Regions from separate parts of the Homo sapiens genome. Here region 1 is linked to region 2. The links are chromatin contacts, found by Hi-C or POLR2A ChIA-PET in ENCODE. All regions are on one chromosome and are shown on one strand. The core of a region is the stretch at or near the end of the contact, and the rest is flanking DNA. Distances in the headings are between cores, read along the strand shown.

Evidence for each region. Hi-C counts contacts between places; a loop is a spot of excess contacts on that map. ChIA-PET counts read pairs that join two places held with the same protein, here RNA polymerase II (POLR2A). Pooled maps may share reads with other maps.
Region 1: a loop to region 2 is called in a map of B cell, with 16 times the contacts of the local background. The contact joins the promoter of MIATNB here to the promoter of TPST2 in region 2. A Hi-C loop is called at or near these places in 10 of 168 maps with a recorded cell type or tissue (B cell, CD14-positive monocyte, CD4-positive, alpha-beta T cell and 5 more), 8 of 37 single-sample maps with no recorded cell type and 15 of 50 pooled maps. POLR2A ChIA-PET finds 5 or more read pairs at or near these places in 16 of 52 experiments (CD4-positive, alpha-beta T cell, CD4-positive, alpha-beta memory T cell, CD8-positive, alpha-beta T cell and 10 more).

The regions. Positions count from the first base shown.
Region 1 is chr22:26,670,532-26,674,092 of GRCh38, reverse strand. It overlaps MIATNB (MIAT neighbor), which reads right to left and starts at 1,250. Exons shown (of 6, transcript NR_110543.1): 1 at 1,106-1,250. It overlaps MIAT (myocardial infarction associated transcript), which reads right to left. Exons shown (of 5, transcript NR_033320.3): 5 at 1-3,561.
Region 2 is chr22:26,587,061-26,591,667 of GRCh38, reverse strand. TPST2 (tyrosylprotein sulfotransferase 2) reads left to right here and starts at 1,536. Exons shown (of 7, transcript NM_003595.5): 1 at 1,536-1,615. It also overlaps a transcript of CRYBA4 not described here. RefSeq lists enhancers at 1,182-1,321, 1,838-2,338 and silencers at 1,432-1,801, 1,812-1,991.

The DNA.
Region 1 (3,561 bases), core at 1-2,500, 83 kb before region 2:
AGTCCCCAAAATGAAGACTCTAGGCCCTGGCCTGGGGAAGGGTGACTCTATACAAAATGGCATATGCTCTGTAGACACCAGACAGGTATTTTAAGGTTTATAAGAGCTGCATCTACTTGTGCAAACTACTGTAGCTATAAGGCTATATTTTTTTAAGAACTGAAACCAAATGCAGACTATGAGGAGTGAAGATATGCCCAATGGCCAAAACCTTGCAAGACTGGCTATACTTCTGACCCCACCTTGGTGGGTACCACTGCTCCATCAGGCCTGGTCCACACCAGAGCCCTGGCACCTCCTTTAGAAAACTACCATCTTTACCGACTTCTGATTGTTCTGACTCAGAGCAGCCACCACGCCCAAAATTGTTAGCTATGCTTTTCCCTGTGTTAGTCAAGTTCAAACCTGTGTTAGCCAAGTTCAAACCTGTGTTAGCCAAGTTCAAAGCTGTGTTAGCCCCTTCCCAGCCATGCCGACATCCAAGCTGTTAACAGTAACGAGGAATGTTAGACCTGTTGTTAGTCAGAAAAAAATCCACAAACCATTAGTTTCTGCTGAAAGGAACAGACCAGGAAGGCAGGAGTTAGTCAAGGTGAAGGAAAGGTTAATTAAGAACCGGTCAGGGCCAGGCCAGGAGCCTGGAACCCCCAGACAGGGCCAGGTTGGTTGTTAGTGGTCAGCCCCTGGGGCAGTCAGGGTGAGGCAGGGATTAGCTGGGTGAGAGCAAGAGTTAGCGCAAGGGAGCCAGAGATTAGCCCAAAGAAACCAAGGTGCCTACTGGAGGTGAGGCATGAAATCACCCCCAGGTGTGGCCCCGGCTTAGCGGCTGGCGGGCTCTGGGGGAGGCTGGCTGAGGCAGTGACGTCCGTGGGAACAGAGAGCCAGAGATGCATTCCTGGCCGGCCTGAGCATCTGCGGGAACCCTGTGAGCCCCTGAGGTTCACTTCTTGCTCCCCACTTCTCTCTCCTGCAAACTCCGAGCCCGGGGTAAAGCTGCTTCCCCTCCCCACACCCCTTTTCAACCCGACAACTAACGCCCTCTAGCTTCCGGGAATGGGACGGATCTTTCCCAAGGACTTCCGGTCACGGCCCCACGTCTACTTACGGTGGGGGAAACCGGCCTCTCTCGGCTCCAGAGAGGGGAGACGGCTCTCTAGCTGACTTCCTGTGTGGGAAAGAGTCCTCTCACTGACTTCCGGTGTCAGAAATGTCCCTCTTTCCGGCCTTCAAATATGAGAAATGTTTCTCTGGCCGACTTCCTGTGTACTAAATACTCCACTCAGTGGTTTTTAGCGTAGGAAAGACCCGCTTCATTGACTTCCGGTGTAAGAAAGGCTCCGCTTTCTGACTTCCGGTGTGGGACACGCCCCTCTGCTAATTTCCGGTGAGGGGCACGCCCCCTCCTGCCTTCCTCGTGGGATACGCCCCCCTCGTGACTTCCTGTGCAGGACAGCTTCTATCCCCGTCACTTAACAATGGAGAGGATTCTTCCCCAGCTTCCTTCCAGAGGACACAAAAGCTCAGAGCTCCACAGTCTAGAGTCTAGACCAACAGGCCTCCACACTCACGTCCCAGAGATTTCCCTGGTCCCACCTACTCCCAGTGGCAACCAGACTTCTGCACATAGGAGAGATGTCATACTCAGAGTCCAGCCTCCCACATCCACAGGACCACCTCTTCCTCCTCTGAGTCTTGTTAATAGGGCCATCCCCTGCCTTAGACCTGGCCCAGTGGACTCTGATCTTACAGCCAATATGGGGCAGCAAAGTGGGACATCTGTCTACAGGGCCAGTAGCCCCAGGTCATCTGCTTGCCAAAAGGAGGGGGACCAGCCCCCGGGGGGAGCCCAGAGCTCGGCAGGGCTGGGGTTAGTAAGAAGAGAAAACAGGGTTAGTAGGGGCTGGGTTAGTAAGTCAGAGCACAGCACCAGCGGACAGGGCACCTCAGCAGACACACACAGGAGTCGCTAAGAGAAAAGGAAGAACGCACGCAGGTCCGTTAGTTTGTTAAGGGATGATCGGGGTGCAGTTGAGGCACCCCAGGGGTTAGACGGGTTAGTAATCGAACAAAAGAGCTGCCTACAGAAAAGAAAGCTGAGACGGAGGAAGAATGTGGGGAAGTGACATGGATTCAAAGCCAAGTGTCTTGCCCCAGGCAGAAGGATCTGTGTGCAGAACACCCAGAGAGGCCAGGGCCTAGGCAGCAGACGTGTTCAACCAGGTTTGAGGGGCCTTCCTCCATCCTCATACTTTTTTTTTTTTTAGGTGTCTGCCATGTGCTGAGACCCTTATATTGACGGGAATCCTCACTGCAACCTGTAAGGTATCAGAACTCGCATTCTACCACTGAGGAAACTGAGGTTGAGAGAAGTGAGGTGACTTACTCAAACTCACTCAACAGGAAGTGGCAGAGTTGGTGAGTCTTATTTGCATTCTCTGTCCTGGAACGTGGGTCTGCACAAAGATCCCAGCCCATAGGCAGAGCCTTCTGGAGCCTTGGCTGCCCCCATATCCCAGCCCCTTGAAAGGCCCATGAGCTGCACAGTTAGTAGGATCTGGCTGCGGGGGGGTGGTTAGTAGGGCATGCTCGGGCCTGGTTAGTGGGTTAGTTGGTTGGCAGAAGGCCAGGCACCTCGTCACACGCCACAGCGTCCCGGCTGAGCCCTGGGTTAGTAGGTTAATCACACCATGCAACACTGCCCCGGCCCCTCCAGCTGCAGCTTCAGAGGCCTCCCGCCCCCACCAGCCAGGGAGTGGGGCCTGACCAGGGCAGGGGGTCTAACTCTAAGCCCCCCAGCCCCATCAAAATCAACCCTAACCACATGGACCCTGCCCAAAAGCATGTTGCTTCCCTATTTATTGGCTGTGGGTCTCAGAGCACCCCCTGCAAATATTTCAGCTCCCCTGAAAATGGACCCTACTTGTCCTAGACAGAAACCCCCTGCCTGGTTCTGGTCAGCCCCTTCCCAGAGGGCTGGATCCTGTTACACTCTGACAGACACACGCACACCCGCATCTCTCCGCAAAAGATCTGACAACCGTGCTTAGTAGACATCTCTTCCATCACCGACTGTCAGGCCTCTAGTTTCTCCAACTATTGGCCTGCCCTCCCACCATTAGAAAAAAAAAAAACGCATCAAGCTGGCCTGGCTCCTGGAACCAAGTTGAGACTCCCCCACGCCCACCCGGTCTGCTTCCTTTTCAGCCAATGCTACAAAGCACCTAAGTGTACCCTAATTATGCCATCTTCTATCACTGCTGTACTTTTCCCATAGAAACCCCAGCCTAGCATCTCCCACAGTTCTAAACGATGTTCCATGAGAAAAAGATTCTACGGCCATAAAAGTCAAGGAACACTTCATCCTATGCCCTGTCCCTGAGTATTTGAAATTGCCATTAGCATTTTAAAGGTTCTGATAAGTCCTGCACTACTTCAGTAGTGCAGCGGAATTTGAATTAGAACCTGCTTTTTTTTTTTTTTTTTTTTTTTTAAGGAGCAATGACATTTCCTAGAAGTTACTTTAAGAATTTCCCTAGAGGGTCGGGTATCATCTCAGCCAGA
Region 2 (4,607 bases), core at 287-2,786:
CTGGGTTCAAGCGATTCTTCTGCCTCAGCCTCCTGAGTAGCTGGGACTACAGGCATGCACCACCATGCCCAGCTAATTTTTGTATTTTTAGTAGAAACAGGGTTTCACCATATTGGTCAGGCTGGTCTTGGATTCCTGACCTGGTGATCCACCCGCATCGGCCTCCCAAAGTGCTGGGATTGCATTTTTTTTTTTTTTTTTGAGACAGAGTCTCACTTGTTGCCCAGGCTGGAGTGCAGTGCAATCTCAGCTCACTGCAACCCTTGCCTCCCAGGTTCAAGCGATTCTCCTGTCTCAGCCTCCTGAGTAGCTGGGACTACAGGCATGTACCACCACACCCGGCTAATTTTTGTATTTTTAGTAGAGACAGGGTTTCGCCATGTTGGCCTGGCTGGTCTCGAACTCCTGACCTCATGTGATCCACCCACCTTGGCCTCCCAAAGTCATTTTCGTATTTTTATTAGAAACGAGGTTTCACCATTTTGGCCAGGCTGGTCTTGAACTCCTAGCCTCAAGTGATCCGCCCGCCTCGCCTCCCAAAGTGCTAGAATCACAGGTGTGAGCCATGCACCTGACCCAGAAATTTATTTTAAACAGATAATATATACATATGGCAAATAGAAAGTTAAAAGAGAACAAAGAACCAAAGTTCACAATGAAAAGTAAGCCTGCATGCCTACCCTACCTTTTCTTCAGGTATTCAATGCACAAGCATACGATGCATAGATAGCTCTATTATTTTTCCAATTTTACACATGAAGAAGCAGAAGCACTGAAAGGTTATAGAACTTAGACTGTGCTAAGATTTATCAGTCAGGAGTTTTGTTTCATTTGTGTATATCAGGGCTTCACAACCTTTACGCTATTCGGCATTTTTTGCAGGGTTTTTTTTGGGGGGGTAGTGGCAGGGCTGGGGGTGGAAAGGGTGTCCTATGCACCGCAGAATGTTTAGCAGCATTCCAGGCCTCTACTCACTAGATGCCAGTATCGCCTCTCCACTTCCCCAGTTATGACAACCAAAAATGTCTTCAGAGATTGCCAAATGTCGTGGTGGTGGAGGGATGTCAGGGCAAAATCCCTGATAAATGGAGAGAATGTGGTATATCCACAAAAACTCCCTCCAAAACCACTGGTGTGTATGACTATACATCAGACCACCCCTTTCTTTTTTCTGTGTTTTACACAAACAGTAGCACGAATACACCCCGCTGCGGGTCTACTTTTCTTTTCTTACACCACTTTTTGGTGATCATTCCACTTCATTGCTTACAGGCAGAAAGGAACTTCTCTTAAACAGAACTGACCGGGAGAAGTGGTGAGCTGCCCGTCCTAGGGGTAAGCCAGCGAGCAGACAGGGGCTTCCAGGGCGGCGGGGCGGGGTTCCCGGGGCGAGCCTCCGGGAAACTTCCCGACCAGCCTCTGCTCACCTCGCGGTCCCGAGGCGCAGTGGAGGGGATGGGGCGGGGCGGGGCGGGGCCGCGTATCGGGCCCGCCCCCGTACGTCACGTCGCCGCGGCCCCGCCCCCGCGCGGGCACCTCCCCCTTCCCCGGCTGGGGCGGCTGGAGAGCCGGGAGTCGCTGGGTGCGTGGGGCTGCCTCGCCGCGTCTCGCCACGGTAGGTGGCCCTGGGGCGGCAGGGGGTGGCCTCGGGTTGCAACCGGGGGCGCGGGCTGGGGGCCGTGCGGGTCGGCCTCGGGCGCCTGGCAGCCCTCCGTCCTGGCGGCTGCCTCCGGGCCCGGCGCGACTGCTCGGGCTCCGGGGCTGGGAGCTGGGATCTGGGAGGCAGGCAGGCGGCGCGGGCGCGCGGTTCTGGGATCCGCACCCGCTCGGCGTCCCGAGCGCTTTCCGCGGGGTGCGGCATCCACCGGGCCCCCGTTACCACGCTTCCCGCTTCGGACCCAGCGCCTGGGAGACGCTCAGCGTCTGTTGGCGGGGGGACTGGGGGGGAGGGCGGCGCGTCCCCGCCTCCGGAGTCCCCAACCTCGCCCAGGCGCGCGGGGACCCCCAGGCGGGCGCCAGGGCGCGTGGAAGTTAACTTGCAGCAGCCGTGGAGTTGCGAGGAGCGTCAGAAGTGGAGGCGTTGGGGGCGGAAATCGTCGGCTGGGGAGGTGGGCGCTGGGAGCACTGGGTTGGGGAGCCCTAGTGAACTTGGAGGTCACTGGTGAGGAGTGGAGAGGAATTTGACCCGAGGATCCCACCCCAACCCCCAACCTCCCTCCGTAAACTCCGCTTCTCGGTGTGAGCTGGATGGGAGGTGCCCGGAAAGCCGGGACTGGGACTGGTAGCAGGGGACTGGGAGCATGGGCTCAGAGGCTGAGCACGCCTGACCTGGCAGAGTCGTTGTTAGATGGGACAGAGGTCGAGGTCTGGCATTCCCACTCAAAGGCCCGTTCCCTAGGGAAGGAACCATCCACCTCAGCAGAGTCATTAGAAAGAACCGTGCCTAACCTCTTGCCCCCTTCCCCTTTTACAGATGGGGAGACTGAGGCTTGGAGAGGTCACCTGCCCGTGACCCTAGGATTCACAGCTAGGATGTGGCAGAGCTGAAACTCACTCACAGGCCTCCTGACTTAATGTCCTTGGGGATGTTGAGGAGGCGGGCTGTTGAACTCCTACTTATCCTACAGAAGCCCCCTCAAGCAGCACCTCCTCCGGGAAGCCTTCCCTGGCATTCTCCTGGTATTGTTGGGTGCTTCCTGTTTTGAACCCCACAGAGTTAGCCAGCCCTTTTTCTCACTTCCCAACAGACATTCCCTTGCATGTCTGTCTGCCAGACTGGGCTGTGGGTGGACACCTCTCCCTAGCCTCCATGTGATAACCCTTTCATCTCAGCAGGGTGGTCTGCTGGCGAGGGTAGGCTTCTGGATTTGAACAGATCTGTGACACACCGGATTTAGTAGTGATGTGGCCCGGGCGACGCATTTTCCTTCCGATCTAGTCTCAGTTTCCATAACTGTAAAGCTGGGTTTATTTCATTGTCCTAAAGGAACTGTTGGGTCATTTCTGAATCCCCCCACCCCACTGAACCCCAATTGTACTGTTGTTTACTTAATATACATCTTTGTATCACCTGATTTTTAAAAATCTCATGCAAACTTTTTTTATAACAGCTTTGTTGAGATACAGTTCACATGCCGTACAATTCACCCTTTTAAAGTATATGTTTCCGTAATTTTTAGGATGTTCAGAGTTGCATAGTCATCACCACTGTCTAATTTTAGAACATTTTTATCATGCCCAAAAGAAAGGCTGTTTCATGGTCACTCCCCAATCCTTTCTTCCCCTATCCCTTGGCAACCACTTACTGACTCTCAAATTCTCTATGAATTTGCCTGTGCTGGACATTTCATATAAATGCAGTCATATACTATGTGGCCTTTGGTATCTGATGCTTTTCACTTCAGAGAATGTTTCTAAGGTTCAGCCCCTTGCAGCCTGTATCAGTACTTCATTCCTTTTTTTTTTTTTAAGTACTTCGTTCCTTTTTATGGCTGCATAATATTCTATTATGTGGATATACCACATTCTATCCATTTGTCAGCTGATGGATGTTTGGGTTGTTTCTAACTTTTGACTATTATGAATAATACTGCTATGAACATTCATGTACAGGTCTTTGGACATACATTTTCAGTTCTCTCAGGTATATTTCTAGGAGTGGAATGATTGGGTCGTAAGGTAACTTTAGGTTTCACCTTTAAATATTTTTTTAATTTATTTTATTATTTATTTATTTTGTAGAGATAGGGGTCCCACTATGTTGCCCAGGCTGGTCTTGAACTCCTGGTCTCAAGCGATCCTCCTACCTCAGGCTCCCAAAGTGCTGGGATTATAGGTGTGAGCCACTGCACCCAGGTTTAACCTGTTGAGGACCTGCCAGACTATTTTTCCAGAACAGCTGTACCATTTTATATTCCTACCACCAGTGTATGAGGGTTCCAATAATCTTAAATACATTTAGTGTTCTCTGAAGCAGTCATAACCCTTGAAATCACTGGCTTTGATGTGTTAGTTGTAAACTATTTTCAGGCCGGGCACGGAGGCTCACACCTGTAATCCCAGCACTTTGGGAGCTAAGGTGGGCAGGTCACCTGAGGTCAGGAGTTCGAGACCAGCCTATCCAATATGGTGAAACCCCGTCTCTACTAAAAATACAAAAATTAGCCAGGTGTGGTGGTGCGTGCCTGTAACCCCAGCTACTTGGGAGGCTGAGGCAGGGGAATCGCTTGAACCCAGGAGGCAGAGGTTGCAGTAAGCCAAGATCAATCACACCACTGCACTCCGGTCTAAGTGACAGAGCAAGACTCTGTGAAAATACCGAAGCAAGGAGAGGCAGTGTAGGACCCAGTGGCTTACAGAGCCCACCCCAGGAGCTGGCACACAGTATTAGGAGGGGGTGAAAGGAAGGTGGAAGCTGCTCGGATCTTCCCATCCCGGGCCAGCCTGGAGCCCCCTTGCCAGCTGAGGCTTTGTGGAGGCCAGGGAGACCCTCCATGGCTCTCCTAGACCATAACTGAAGGGGAAGACTTGTCCCTTGACCCCAAAATTAAGTCTGGTCCTGCCCACACCCTATCTGGAACCCCCCACGCTACTCTGAAGGTGACTTC